2 separate regions of the Homo sapiens genome follow, and region 2 is linked to region 1. Evidence: chromatin contacts called from ENCODE Hi-C or POLR2A ChIA-PET data. All regions are on one chromosome and are shown on one strand. The core of a region is the stretch at or near the end of the contact, and the rest is flanking DNA. Distances in the headings are between cores, read along the strand shown.

What was found. Hi-C counts contacts between places; a loop is a spot of excess contacts on that map. ChIA-PET counts read pairs that join two places held with the same protein, here RNA polymerase II (POLR2A). Pooled maps may share reads with other maps.
Region 2: a loop to region 1 is called in a pooled map, with 4 times the contacts of the local background. The contact joins the promoter of TAP1 here to the promoter of H2BC4 in region 1. A Hi-C loop is called at or near these places in 3 of 50 pooled maps. POLR2A ChIA-PET finds 5 or more read pairs at or near these places in 2 of 52 experiments (CD8-positive, alpha-beta T cell and OCI-LY7).

Annotation. Positions count from the first base shown.
Region 1 is chr6:26,120,560-26,127,222 of GRCh38, reverse strand. It overlaps H2BC4 (H2B clustered histone 4), which reads left to right and starts at 3,297. Exons shown (of 1, transcript NM_003526.3): 1 at 3,297-3,756. The coding sequence starts at 3,319. The coding sequence ends at 3,699. H2AC6 (H2A clustered histone 6) reads right to left here and starts at 3,051. Exons shown (of 1, transcript NM_003512.4): 1 at 2,533-3,051. The coding sequence starts at 2,990. The coding sequence ends at 2,598. RefSeq lists enhancers at 2,675-2,884, 2,975-3,114, 2,449-3,134, 1,942-3,141, 3,385-4,124 and 5 more and a silencer at 3,148-3,513.
Region 2 is chr6:32,850,161-32,856,823 of GRCh38, reverse strand. It overlaps TAP1 (transporter 1, ATP binding cassette subfamily B member), which reads left to right and starts at 3,120. Exons shown (of 11, transcript NM_000593.6): 1 at 3,120-3,785; 2 at 4,322-4,436; 3 at 4,585-4,715; 4 at 5,675-5,880; 5 at 6,307-6,504. The coding sequence starts at 3,188. It overlaps PSMB9 (proteasome 20S subunit beta 9), which reads right to left and starts at 2,632. Exons shown (of 6, transcript NM_002800.5): 1 at 2,535-2,632; 2 at 619-686. The coding sequence starts at 2,594.

The sequences.
Region 1 (6,663 bases), core at 2,048-4,547:
CTTTTTTTCCCTGGGTTTACAGTATTAATACATTGTCAAGATTTACCTCTTCGTGTAGATTCCCTGGGGAAAATTACCTTTCCTCCTTCCCTTAAATTCTTCAGAGGTTAGAAAGCCATTAGTAACATTCTGGTATGTGGACAAAGTTTACCCATTATGTATGGATGTTTTACTCTTTCTATTTTTCTGACAATAATCTCTTAAGGAGGTGTGGTTATAGAATAGTCAGCTGTTATAAGTACTGTTTTCCTGGCCTTACAACTTAAGTTCTTTAAGCTGTTTCTTAGTTTGCTCATCTCAAAATTCGGAATAAGGATAAAACCTATCTCTTAGATTGTTGGATTAAATGAATTAACATACTGGAAGCTCATGAAATGTGCCTGGCACACAGTAGTGCCTAATAAACCATCTCTCTTATTCAGCCTGTTTTCTGATTTCAGAATCTACACTTGCTGAGCCAGGTTCTTTTCATTTCAAGGTGAGCAAAAGCATACAAGGAAGAGATGGAGGTAGGAAGAGATTAAGCCCTAGGCCAAGGTCACACACCGATTGGGAGCTGGAATCAAAGGCAATTTGGTCAGTGAATAAAAAGGATTCCAAGGCCCATAAGGCAATTCTAACCTTAGGATCGAAATTCTCGGACATACAGGAAATGCTGGGGGGGGAAAATCCGGTCTTCTCAGCCCAAGAGCCATGTGAAACCAGACCTTCAAATCTGATGATTCTCAGCCCAGCTGCCCATTAGAATCGTTGTAATTTAAAAATACCCTCGGAAAATTCTAATATGTGGCTATCAAAGGTGATCATTTGCTTTTATGCCACTTTGTTTTCACCCAAATGGGACATCCAACCCTTTTCCTTTGAGAGTAGTTGTAGGGAAAGGAGGGGGTGGAGGGAGGGAAGAGCGGAAAAGGCTGGATCCGCCCTGAGCCGGTGTCAGTATCTGGGAAGTGGGAGGCGCGTCAGCAGTAAACAGCTTCTGCTAGGATTATTATCTCCTGCCACACACTCGGATTTGAAGGCTCCAAACGAAACAATGCAAAACGCTTCAGTGGAGTTCCAGAAGCGTTAGACTAAACGACTGGGTCTGTTTGGCCAGTCTGAGCAGCTGGGCGCAGATGCATAGGCAAGACTTAGCCCGCCTAGACTTTTCTGCCCACTTAATTCCGATCAAAGCAGAAACCGGCCGGGCGCGGTGGCTCACGCCTGTAATCCCAGCACTTTGGTAGGCAGAGGCTGGCGGATCACCTGAGGTCAGGAGTTCGAGACCAGCCCGGCTAACCTGGTGAAACTCCGTTTCTACTGGTGGCGGGCGCTTGTAATCCCATCTACTAGGGAGGCTGAGGCCGGAGAGTCGTCTGAACCCGGGAGGCGGAGTTTGTATGCAGTGAGCCGAGATCGCGCCACTGCATTCCAGCTTGGGCAACAGGAGCAAAACTCCGTTTCAAAAAAGCAAGCAAACAAACAAAAAAATGCAGAAACCGAGATCCGGAAGAAAACCTCGGCGAGATTCACAGAATCCAGGAAAATAGGTCTCTAGAAATTTGTCCATGGTCCCAGATCTCCATTTCTTGTGGGTGGGGCAGCTGTTACCAGATCCCTAGAAGCAAAGGTTTTTTTGGGGGACCGTGTCTCACTGTTGCCCAGGCTGGAGGGCAGTGGCACGATCTCGGCTTACTACAACCTCCGCCTCCCAGGCTCAAGCGACTCTCCTGCGTCAGCTTCAAGAGTAGCTGGGATTACAAGGTATGTGCCACCACGCCCAACTTATTTTTTTATTTATTATTTTTATTTAGTAGAGAGGTGTTTCACCATGTTGGCCAGGTTAGTGTCGAAGTCGTGACCTCAGGTGATCAGCCCCCTCGGCCTCCCAAAGTGGTAGGATTAGAGGGGTGAGCAGAAAGCAAAGGTTTTTGAGTGGCCACAGGCCCCACTCTATTTCCTTTTCTGCCTGTAATGGCAACCTAGACGCTTGAGCTTCTTAAAATACAAGAGTAAGTTGCATGTCAGGCACCGTTCTACATTAGGGACATTAGTCTGTTTTACAGACACCTTTCAACTCCCTGGTTAACTTTTAGGTAATATACTCTGCACTTTAGCAGGAATGGGACCTATAACTCTCACAGAATTAGGAAAGTGAGGCTGCCTACAGCCTAAATTGAGAAAAAAATAGACGGGGGACTAGTCGGAGGACCAAACAAGGTTACCAACACGTTAGAGTTTTGCCTTCAATTTACATTTTTAAAGTAATCACAACGAAGTGTTTAGATCACGAGGCATCCCTGCATGTAAACTGTTAGGCACTAACTATGGTCGATCTTACAAAGCATTAACTAGAATATTTCTTTAGAGTATGATAGTACGTAACTGACCTACTATTACATACAAACAGACCAACCTTTAGTAACAGCGCTCCCCAAAAACCGAAAAGCAGTAATACGCTTTGCTCAAGGTTGGCATAAAATTAACTTACCTTAGTGCCTTTTTTCCTTCTACCTACAAGCAGTGAGGTTAGCTCTTCCTTTGAAACGGTAGGGGGGCTCTGAAAAGAGCCTTTGGGTTTGATAGCGTTTCCGGGAGCTCAGATACCTGTCAAATCACTTGCCCTTGGCCTTGTGGTGACTCTCGGTCTTCTTAGGCAGAAGCACGGCCTGGATGTTAGGAAGGACGCCGCCCTGAGCAATGGTCACCCGGCCTAGCAGTTTGTTGAGCTCCTCGTCGTTGCGGATGGCCAGCTGCAAGTGGCGCGGGATGATGCGAGTCTTCTTGTTGTCGCGAGCCGCGTTGCCGGCCAGCTCCAGGATCTCGGCGGTCAGGTACTCTAACACCGCCGCCAGGTACACCGGCGCGCCTGCCCCAACCCGCTCTGCGTAGTTGCCTTTACGGAGCAGGCGGTGCACTCGGCCCACCGGGAACTGGAGACCAGCGCGAGAAGAGCGGGATTTCGCTTTGGCGCGAGCTTTGCCTCCTTGCTTACCACGTCCAGACATTGCAATCAGACAAAAATCACCAAAACCAGCGGCCTAAGCTCACGAGAAAACAAACAAAATCAAGAAATATGTAAAACATGGCCGCTTTTATAGGTAGTTCCTGGGGAGTAAATCCGACTTTTTGATTGGTCGGTAGCAAATGCTAGTCAGATAGCCAATAGAAAAGCTGTACTTTCATACCTCATTTGCATAGCTCTGCCCACGGATGACAACTGTGCAGTTTGTCTTCCAATTAACTAAGAGGTACTCTCCATCCCTCATTAGCATAAAAGCCCTATAAGTAGCAGAAATCCGCTCTTTACTTTCGACACATTTCTGGTGTTTTAAGATGCCTGAGCCAGCCAAGTCTGCTCCCGCCCCGAAGAAGGGCTCCAAGAAGGCAGTGACCAAAGCGCAGAAGAAAGATGGCAAGAAGCGCAAGCGCAGCCGCAAGGAGAGTTACTCTGTGTACGTGTACAAGGTGCTGAAACAGGTCCATCCCGACACTGGCATCTCTTCCAAGGCCATGGGCATCATGAATTCTTTCGTTAACGACATATTTGAGCGCATCGCGGGCGAGGCTTCCCGCCTGGCGCATTACAACAAGCGCTCGACCATCACCTCCAGGGAGATCCAGACGGCCGTGCGCCTGCTGCTTCCCGGAGAGCTGGCCAAGCACGCCGTGTCGGAGGGCACCAAGGCCGTCACCAAGTACACCAGCTCCAAGTAAACATTCCAAGTAAGCGTCTTAACACCTAACCCCAAAGGCTCTTTTAAGAGCCACCCAGATACCCACTAAAAGAGCTGTGGCCAGACGCCAAATTTTATTTGGCGGCGGAGGGGTATTAGAATATAGGAACTGGAGAGGGGTGGGGACAAGTGTTGCAGCTTAGAGAGGGACAAAGGGTCCTGAACCCGAAAGAAGCCAGCCATTAAAAATGGCTTTGGGGTCAATTCGTTGTGCTTAAATTTAAAATGGAGACAAGCGGCCATTTTGCTAACTCGGCGTTCCCGGAAGAAACCGCAGGCTCGCTTAGGTTTCAGACCCAGCTGTCTGTCCCTGTCTACGTCGCCAGGATCAACGGTTGCCGTAATGTCATAATTTCGCCACCAGCTTCTAGCCAATAGGCTGTCCTGTCATTTTAAATATTAACCAATCGAGGGAAAGCTGTTTTGAGACTCTGATTTACATAGCGGACCGGAGTGGGAACCTGGGCAGTAACTGCCTAAGGAAGGACTCCCCCTCTGTTTTCGTGGCGCACACCTTCGTAGTATACTGAAGGGTGTGTCTCCTGGGTTTCCAACTGCCCCGGTAATAGTCTTTTAACCTAATATGCGTCAGTTTTGATAACAACACTAAGGCAGTACAGAACTAAAGATGTAAGCACTGCGCCAGATGTTGCTTCATACATCTTATTCTATTCAACTGGTTTATTCAAGATTCAAATCAAATCAAATTTTGCTTGAATCCCAGTGCTCAGTCAGCCATAAATGGTGTGTTGCCTGATTGAAACTTAAAATCTCCGTAGGGGGCTTGTAACATGCAGACAAGTTTGAAAGTTGCTTTAGGAGAAGCCAACTCTTAACTGCTGGGTAAATTGACAAGCCTTCGAACACTGAACTGAAGGCCAGTAAGGACTAGGCGCTGGGTGGGGGAGAATGAAGAGGAGACGTCATTAAACTTAGCACATACACTGTATCTCCTAGAGGACTCTCCCTTCCTAGACAACTGCAGGCCGCTTTGTGGCCTGGGAAATTCCACATTCCCTTAAGTATTTTACTCATGGTCTTTTCCAGGTAAAGATTTTAAGATGAAGGGTTAGACGTAGTCTACCTATCTTTTTATTCAAGTCTAGAACACGTTTTTAGCACCTAGAAGTTTGCTTTCTCCATTAAAAACCGGGAATATACAATAAATAAAATTAGTGTTAAAGCAGATTTTTACAAACTTAAATACCATGTAATTTAGGTTACAGTTATTTAACATAAGGACTGTGTGATCTTAAATCTGCAATTTCTTTCACACCTGGGAAATAAACTAAGGCCTGTCTTTGGTGCCAGACAAGGCCTTATACTTGAACACTGCTGTGCAATCACAGGCTGCCTTGCCTAGATAACTTATCTGAGAAATTCTGATGAGAAATGAAATTTCCAGAGTCCCTCACAAGTAAATTTTTTTTTCTTTTTTTTTTTTTTTTTTGAGACGAAGTTTCTCTCTTGTTTCCCAGGCTGGAGTGCAATGGCGCGATCTTGGCTCACAGCAACCTCCGCCTCCCGGGTTCAAGCCATTCTCCTGCCTCAGCCTCCGGAGTAGCTGGGATTACAGGCATGCGCCACGACACCCTGGCTAATTTTGTATTTTTAGTAGAGACGAGGTTTCTCCATGTCGGTCAGGCTGGTCTCGAACTCCGGACATCAGGTGATCTGCCCGCCTTGGCCTCCCAAAGTCCTGGATTACAGGCTTGAGCCACCGCGCCGGGCCTAAATGGTTTTTTTTTTTTCTATGCCTCTAATGGACCTGGTCACTTATTCCCATTCAGACTGACCGCTCTCCTACCTGCCAACTAACTAATCAGTGTAACCAAAATCTGCAAACAAAATTCAGTATTCTTTCCCCGCCTTTTCCCCTTTCTCTTACATAGATTATGTTTTTGCCTGTGTTAGATGAAATAATTCTATTGCTTGTTCTCTCTTCTGTACAAGTACCCAGTAAGCAAATTATTAACTTCTTGGTCATTTATTTCTGAATTTTCCACCAAGACAGTGTTTATGTGAGTCATACAATAAGAACCAACAGAAATGTGTGTCTTGGAAACAGGTTGTCTATCCCTGGACCCTTTGAGTTTTCTGTTCACTTTCCTTTGGCTTTTGCATGCTAAAAGTTTATCGTCCGCGTTTGTTTGTTTTGGTTATTCTAATTGGACTTGGCTGATTGGTTGCATATTGGTGGCAGTAGTAGAATTTGAATTCTGGTTTTCTGGTCACATCATTAAGTGATTAGTCAGTGGAGAGGACAGGAAATCTGGTTTATTTATTAACCTTTTTTTGGGGTGTTTTTGTTTGAAGATGTTGATATTCTCTGTGAGGACACAGGGTTAGAGTTGGTGTTTTTCTTTCTGACTTTACATGGGATTTGATGTTTTGTGCTTGTATGCCTCTTTCCACCTTCCAAAACTTGTCTTTTTTGAGTCCAAATAGTTGTCGATATCTGCAAAACCAGTATTCCTGTGTTAAGATGATATGAATATAAAATGGCTGCCCTGTTATAACTTTTGACTTTAAGAAAGTGTTAGGACTAACAGGAGACAAAAAGGAAATCAAGGAAACCGAATGTCTGGTCTCAATAACTGCTATGGCAGAGGCTCTACAGCTTATTATTAATTTTAGTAATTTCACATTATTGCCCCTTCACGTTCTTTAAGTAAGGTTAGAGGACAGAAGAAACATAATGTTGTTACAAATTGGACTATTGAGTCAGGGAAAAAAAAGAGTGCTTTCAATATCTGAATAAAACAAAGATTTAATATTTTCTAAACCTTAACGAGTTTATTGTAAGGGATGTGATGCTGGAAACTAGGAAACTAGAATTTTCTTCTAAACTGAGAATCAGAATTATTCATATTCTCAGCAGTGGTGCCACCTGAGGGACTTCTGATCTTAATTACATACTTTTATTTCTTTAACTGATCAACAT
Region 2 (6,663 bases), core at 1,871-4,370, 6.7 Mb before region 1:
GGCAAATAATCATCTCAGATATTATTAATCACTGCAGATGTTAATCAAAATTAGGCTTATTTTTCAGGCTTAGATTTTATAACAAAGCAAAAAATGCTAAGGTAAGAAAAATATGCCTCATCAATTTTCTTTGCTATTAACAATCTTGAGAGAGTTATGTTCTATGGAACATAATGTCAGTAATATTGACCTAACCCCATATACTCATTTTGCATGTGAGGAAATTGGTTAGGAGTGGGAGAAGAGACAAAATAGTTCAATATATGGTAAATGAGAAACCAGGTATCTGCTTGACAGAATCATCTTTTTGATCCCTAAGCACAGATGGAAAGAAGACCCTCAAAAATCTATCTCCTGTCCCCCTCTCAGACCCTATTCCTTTACTCATCCCTGTACACTACTGGGACAGGTCACATACACATTCAGACCCCAGATCCTCCTCCACAAATTCAGAGACCCAAGCACCCACCAAATAGCTTATCATAGTGGCTTTTGGGGAAGGTCAACTCCATTCCTCCAAGGCTCCAGTTTGCCAGTCTTTTCATGAATGGGTAAGGAAAGTGTGTATTTGAGGCCATTAGCTTCTTTCCAAATGCATACATCTTCACTTTTACTCACCCTGCAGACACTCGGGAATCAGAACCCATCACAACGCCCCCGTCAAACTCCACTGCCATGATGGTGGTCTGCAGAGACACAGAATATGGAATGTCAGGGCAAGAACAGCCTTGATGCCCTCATGTTAGAGAAGAAGAAACATTCCCAGAGAGGCGAAGTGACTGGCTCAAAGATTACACAGTAACAGGCCAGAGCTGACTGTCAGTACAGGCTTTTTTTCCCTTCATCTTTCCACTTTCTCTATTGCTTCATCCGGCTGCAGGGGAATGCCACAGCCCAGCTGTGATACAACACAGAAAGAACTGTGTCCCTAAGTTCCAACTTGCCTAGTGGAATCCTCTCCACTGTAGAGAGGTGGAGATGAGGCTCCTACAGGTAGAAGTGAAGCAGCTCCGCAAGTGAAAATTATCTCCAACGGAAGGGCTCATAGTATGTGCAGATGTGGTGTAGACCCAACACAGAGTAATTGACTATGATCTTGGGAAACAAGGTCAGTCTATTTTTTTTTTTTTGGTCCACAATCCTCCACTCTCACCCCCCATTTCATCAGAAGTGAGCTCTTCCAATTTACTGAACATTGGAAAAAATCGAGGAGGGCAGTGGTTAGCATGGCCAGGGGCAAGGCAGGAGAGAAGCAGCAAGGAACACATACAGATGGTTGAAAATAAAAGTTTCAGTTATGGAATTTCCGATCAAGAGGTAAATACATATCTCAGCAGCCAGGGAGGTAAATTTGTACCAAGAGATAATTTGACTGAGAAGTTTAAGCTGACTTTTCCAGGTCAAGAAAAGAATCAAGAAGAAGTGAGGGAAGATAAAGCTACATTTATTCTACTATTGAGTTGGAAGGAGCCTTAAAGATCCTCGGTTCAAATGAGGAAACCAAGTCACAGAAAATGCAAACGACTTATGCAAAGTCACACAGAGTTAATAGTAGACCTGGGACTAAAATTCAGGTCTAACTCTTATCCCTTGTTTCCACTTCTACTTCCTACTTGCCACTGCTCATTTGGCAGTGAGGGGAGATTTCCCAAATTATAAGTGGTTTCACTGTGTCTTTCTTACCAGGCCGTAAGTTACTCTGGCCCCAAAGGACGCTCCTCTGAGTATGCTTTCCGACGGACCGACTTATCATGAATAGAGGGTCAAAGAACAGGGTTAACTTCAAGTTAGAGGCTATTCCTCTCTAACAAAGCCGCCCCCAAGCCACGAGTGGTGGCAGTAGTCCAGAGCAGAAGCCAGCCAGCCAGTCTTGGGGCTGCCATCTGCCCCAGGCGCCCATCCTAAGCAAAGTCCCCCCAGTGGGCACATGGGAGTGGGCAGGGAAGACACAGGGAAGGGAGTAAGGCAGCATCTGGGCCAAGGAGAGGCCTTCCTGGGTCAAGCTAGGGAAGGGCATCACTAGTTAACACAGAACGCCCATTATCAGTGCTTGGGCTAAGAGTTGCCCAGTGGCAAGTTTATCAAAAGTCTGTGTGATGAGTTGGTCCTTCTCAATAAGTGCCTATATTTCCTTCTCCCAAGTGCTGTTCTACTTCACCCAGGGCACCATTTCCTCATCTCTTTGCACCATCCCCAACCCCCTTTCTTGATTTAACCAGCCCCCACTGTCCGGGACCAGAGTGAAAGCGAAAGCGCTTTAGAGTAGCTTCCCGTTGACGCTTCCAGCTAAGAGTCAAAGCACCCGCTTTTTCCACCAGCCTCGCGTGCCTGTTCCCTTCACGGACACTCTAGACGACCCCCCTCAGAAAAGAAATACTCTATGCTCATTGCGGGTTGCAAGCGCTGGCTGCTACAGGCGACCTCCCTGCGCTCCCGTTGGTCTCTGCATTCACTTCTCCGCGCGCGCTTCCAGGGTCCCCTGGCCGCTGCATCTCCTCCACCCCTCTGCCAACCCTCAAGCCCAGACCCATTACCCCGGTGTGGACTTCTCCCGCCCGGGGTAAGTCCCCGGTTGGTGCTCCCGCCCGCAGCATCCCTGCAAGGCACCGCTCTCCTCGCCGCCTGGGGCACTGGTTTCCAACCTGGGACAGCGCACAACGCGCAGCCGACAGCCCCGCCCCTTCGCGGCGCCGCCAGGAGGCGCCTGGGTGCTGCGGGGCTGCTTTGCGCGCGGCGCTAACGTGTGTAGGGCAGATCTGCCCCGAGACAAGTGACGAGGCAGCCCCGCCCTGAGGCTGGGGTGGGAAAACTGGTGCAAGTGGAAAGGCAGGAGGCAGGGAGAGGCGAGAAGGGTGTGCGTGATGGAGAAAATTGGGCACCAGGGCTGCTCCCGAGATTCTCAGATCTGATTTCCACGCTTGCTACCAAAATAGTCTGGGCAGGCCACTTTTGGAAGTAGGCGTTATCTAGTGAGCAGGCGGCCGCTTTCGATTTCGCTTTCCCCTAAATGGCTGAGCTTCTCGCCAGCGCAGGATCAGCCTGTTCCTGGGACTTTCCGAGAGCCCCGCCCTCGTTCCCTCCCCCAGCCGCCAGTAGGGGAGGACTCGGCGGTACCCGGAGCTTCAGGCCCCACCGGGGCGCGGAGAGTCCCAGGCCCGGCCGGGACCGGGACGGCGTCCGAGTGCCAATGGCTAGCTCTAGGTGTCCCGCTCCCCGCGGGTGCCGCTGCCTCCCCGGAGCTTCTCTCGCATGGCTGGGGACAGTACTGCTACTTCTCGCCGACTGGGTGCTGCTCCGGACCGCGCTGCCCCGCATATTCTCCCTGCTGGTGCCCACCGCGCTGCCACTGCTCCGGGTCTGGGCGGTGGGCCTGAGCCGCTGGGCCGTGCTCTGGCTGGGGGCCTGCGGGGTCCTCAGGGCAACGGTTGGCTCCAAGAGCGAAAACGCAGGTGCCCAGGGCTGGCTGGCTGCTTTGAAGCCATTAGCTGCGGCACTGGGCTTGGCCCTGCCGGGACTTGCCTTGTTCCGAGAGCTGATCTCATGGGGAGCCCCCGGGTCCGCGGATAGCACCAGGCTACTGCACTGGGGAAGTCACCCTACCGCCTTCGTTGTCAGTTATGCAGCGGCACTGCCCGCAGCAGCCCTGTGGCACAAACTCGGGAGCCTCTGGGTGCCCGGCGGTCAGGGCGGCTCTGGAAACCCTGTGCGTCGGCTTCTAGGCTGCCTGGGCTCGGAGACGCGCCGCCTCTCGCTGTTCCTGGTCCTGGTGGTCCTCTCCTCTCTTGGTAAGGGGAACGCAGGGCAAGAGGGGAGGACACAAGGGGACTGGGACAGGAATCAAAGGTAATTGTCAGTAAGGTAGAGTAGCGTGGGTTCTGGGAAATGTGGAGCAGGAGAAGGACTCCTAGCGTGGGTCTTGGAACACCACTTCGGTGTAGAAGAAACGGCACTGGACTGGCGGGGGCCAGAGGTTCTGGGCTCCATTGCTGACCGGGTCTTGATTCTTTGGGCCACGCCGGAAGCGGGGAAATCCTTTGCTCTGGGGCCGAAGGGCGGGGCATCCTCATCTCTAACAGGAGGCTTTTCTACTTCATGATCTCCAGCCTTCCTAATAAAATCCTGAAAGTTCTGGTAGAGCAACCACAGGGTAGTGAGTTCCAGGGCAGCCTATTTAGGTTCGGGATTGAGACGTCAGTGTTTCCTTTCTGCTGATGCCCTCCAGGATAATGGTGAGGGGGAGGAGGCGTGGTGGGGCCAGTCTGACTGGAACTGACCTACTTAGACTTAATATTTGTGCGTGACCTCTCTTCTCTTTCTCCAGGGGAGATGGCCATTCCATTCTTTACGGGCCGCCTCACTGACTGGATTCTACAAGATGGCTCAGCCGATACCTTCACTCGAAACTTAACTCTCATGTCCATTCTCACCATAGCCAGGTCTGGGGGCTGAAAATGGGGCACCCTGCAAATGAGGGAGTTGGAAGTTGGGGCTGCTGTCCGAAATGCACTTATATGGGGATACCTGGGACCTTCAGTCTGTTCCCTGAACACACCCTGATCCCCTTTTTTTCCGGGTTCTTTATAGTGCAGTGCTGGAGTTCGTGGGTGACGGGATCTATAACAACACCATGGGCCACGTGCACAGCCACTTGCAGGGAGAGGTGTTTGGGGCTGTCCTGCGCCAGGAGACGGAGTTTTTCCAACAGAACCAGACAGGTTTCTCCTGAAACTCTTTCATTATACGCCATGTACTGTTCATATCCTCATACATCTGCTTTGATCTCCCCCCTCCCCGCTCTCTCTCTCTCACACACACATACACACATTGTTCCTTCTCATTCTTGATATACCCTCTCCCTGTCTCTCTCTCTCTGTCTCTGTCTCTCTCTCTCTCTCTCTCACACACACACACACACAATTGTTTTTCTCATTCTTGATATACCTCAGGAGCAAAATATTGTCCTCCTTACCTTAAGAAAAACCTAGAGTTTTCATCTAGCATTTTCTTATAAATCTATTCCTATGTATCCTTAGATAGAAACCATAGAATTTCAAACCTGGAAATTTTGAGCTCATAGAGACCAACTGCCTCATCTGACAGAGAAGGAAACTGAGGCCAAGACCCTAAATGCTGAAACTGCACAGTTACATATGGCTAGAGACACACTTGGGGTTAGAACCCTGGTCTCTTGAGTGCTCCACAGACTTCGGCATGCTTTCTAGCAGCACTAGAAGCTGTACAGTTACATATGGCTAGAGATAGACCTGGGGTTAGAACCCTAGTCCCAGTGAGTGCTCCACAGACTTTGGCATGCTTCCTAGCAGCACCCTCCTCCTCCATCTCTGTTATGTGACCAGTTTAAGCTCTTCCTGCCTGTGTGTATAGCATGGGACATACAGGTTCTCTAGGGAACAGAAAGCTTTCAGGAAAATGGAAATTCACATGTGCATTAATGACTTTATAATTAAAATGAAGGTCAGGCCTTTCCTCTTTAACACTCATCTTCCCTGCACTGAGATTTGCAGACCTCTGGAGAACCCTAACCTTGTTTCCTGCAGCCTCCTTAGAACCCCATGTTGACACCCCTGACCCTGGCATCCTGGCTCATTGTTAGTTCGTCTCATCACTTGGAACCTGTCTGATTCACCTCACTCTCTTCTCCCCAACCCTGCAGGTAACATCATGTCTCGGGTAACAGAGGACACGTCCACCCTGAGTGATTCTCTGAGTGAGAATCTGAGCTTATTTCTGTGGTACCTGGTGCGAGGCCTATGTCTCTTGGGGATCATGCTCTGGGGATCAGTGTCCCTCACCATGGTCACCCTGATCACCCTGCCTCTGCTTTTCCTTCTGCCCAAGAAGGTGGGAAAATGGTACCAGGTATGTTCATGGAGTTGGCCCGCTCTACACAGACCCTCATCTCCCAGACTTGGCAGACTCAGTTCCTCTCACATTGCTTTCAGTCCAGCTTTCCTGGCACCCTTACTGATTCTCCATCTTCATGGAACACCCTGTCCCTGTGGTCCATGTTCCCAGGTTGCTCAACATTAACCTCCATACTCTCTGGGTCTTCTTTTCTAGCTTCTCCCCACAATCTGTCTTTAAGAATTTGATCCCCAACCCGTTCTGAGTCATTTTCCTCTTCCTCGTATTTCTTTAGCATCCAAGGGGCATAGCTGTGTCTCTTTCTCTTTTCTCCTTTTCCTCTGTCTCTTCTCACCTTTAATTTCCAAATAGGTAACTCAGGTATTAGTGTCCCTGATGGTTTGCCAACCCGTGTGACATCTCTTGTCCATGTATCCACAGTTGCTGGAAGTGCAGGTGCGGGAATCTCTGGCAAAGTCCAGCCAGGTGGCCATTGAGGCTCTGTCGGCCATGCCTACAGTTCGAAGCTTTGCCAACGAGGAGGGCGAAGCCCAGAAGTTTAGGGAAAAGCTGCAAGAAATAAAGACACTCAACCAGAAGGAGGCTGTGGCCTATGCAGTCAACTCCTGGACCACTAGTGTGAGCACCTGAAGATGAATACCCATTCCCTTGTCCTTAAGATGCCGTGACTCCATTCCCATTCCTATGACCCTGCTCCCACTCCTCCTTTACTGGGAAATGGTTGGTTCAGTATTTTCGTCCTAGCAACCTGAGGCTCAATGACTCTACTCAGTGTCC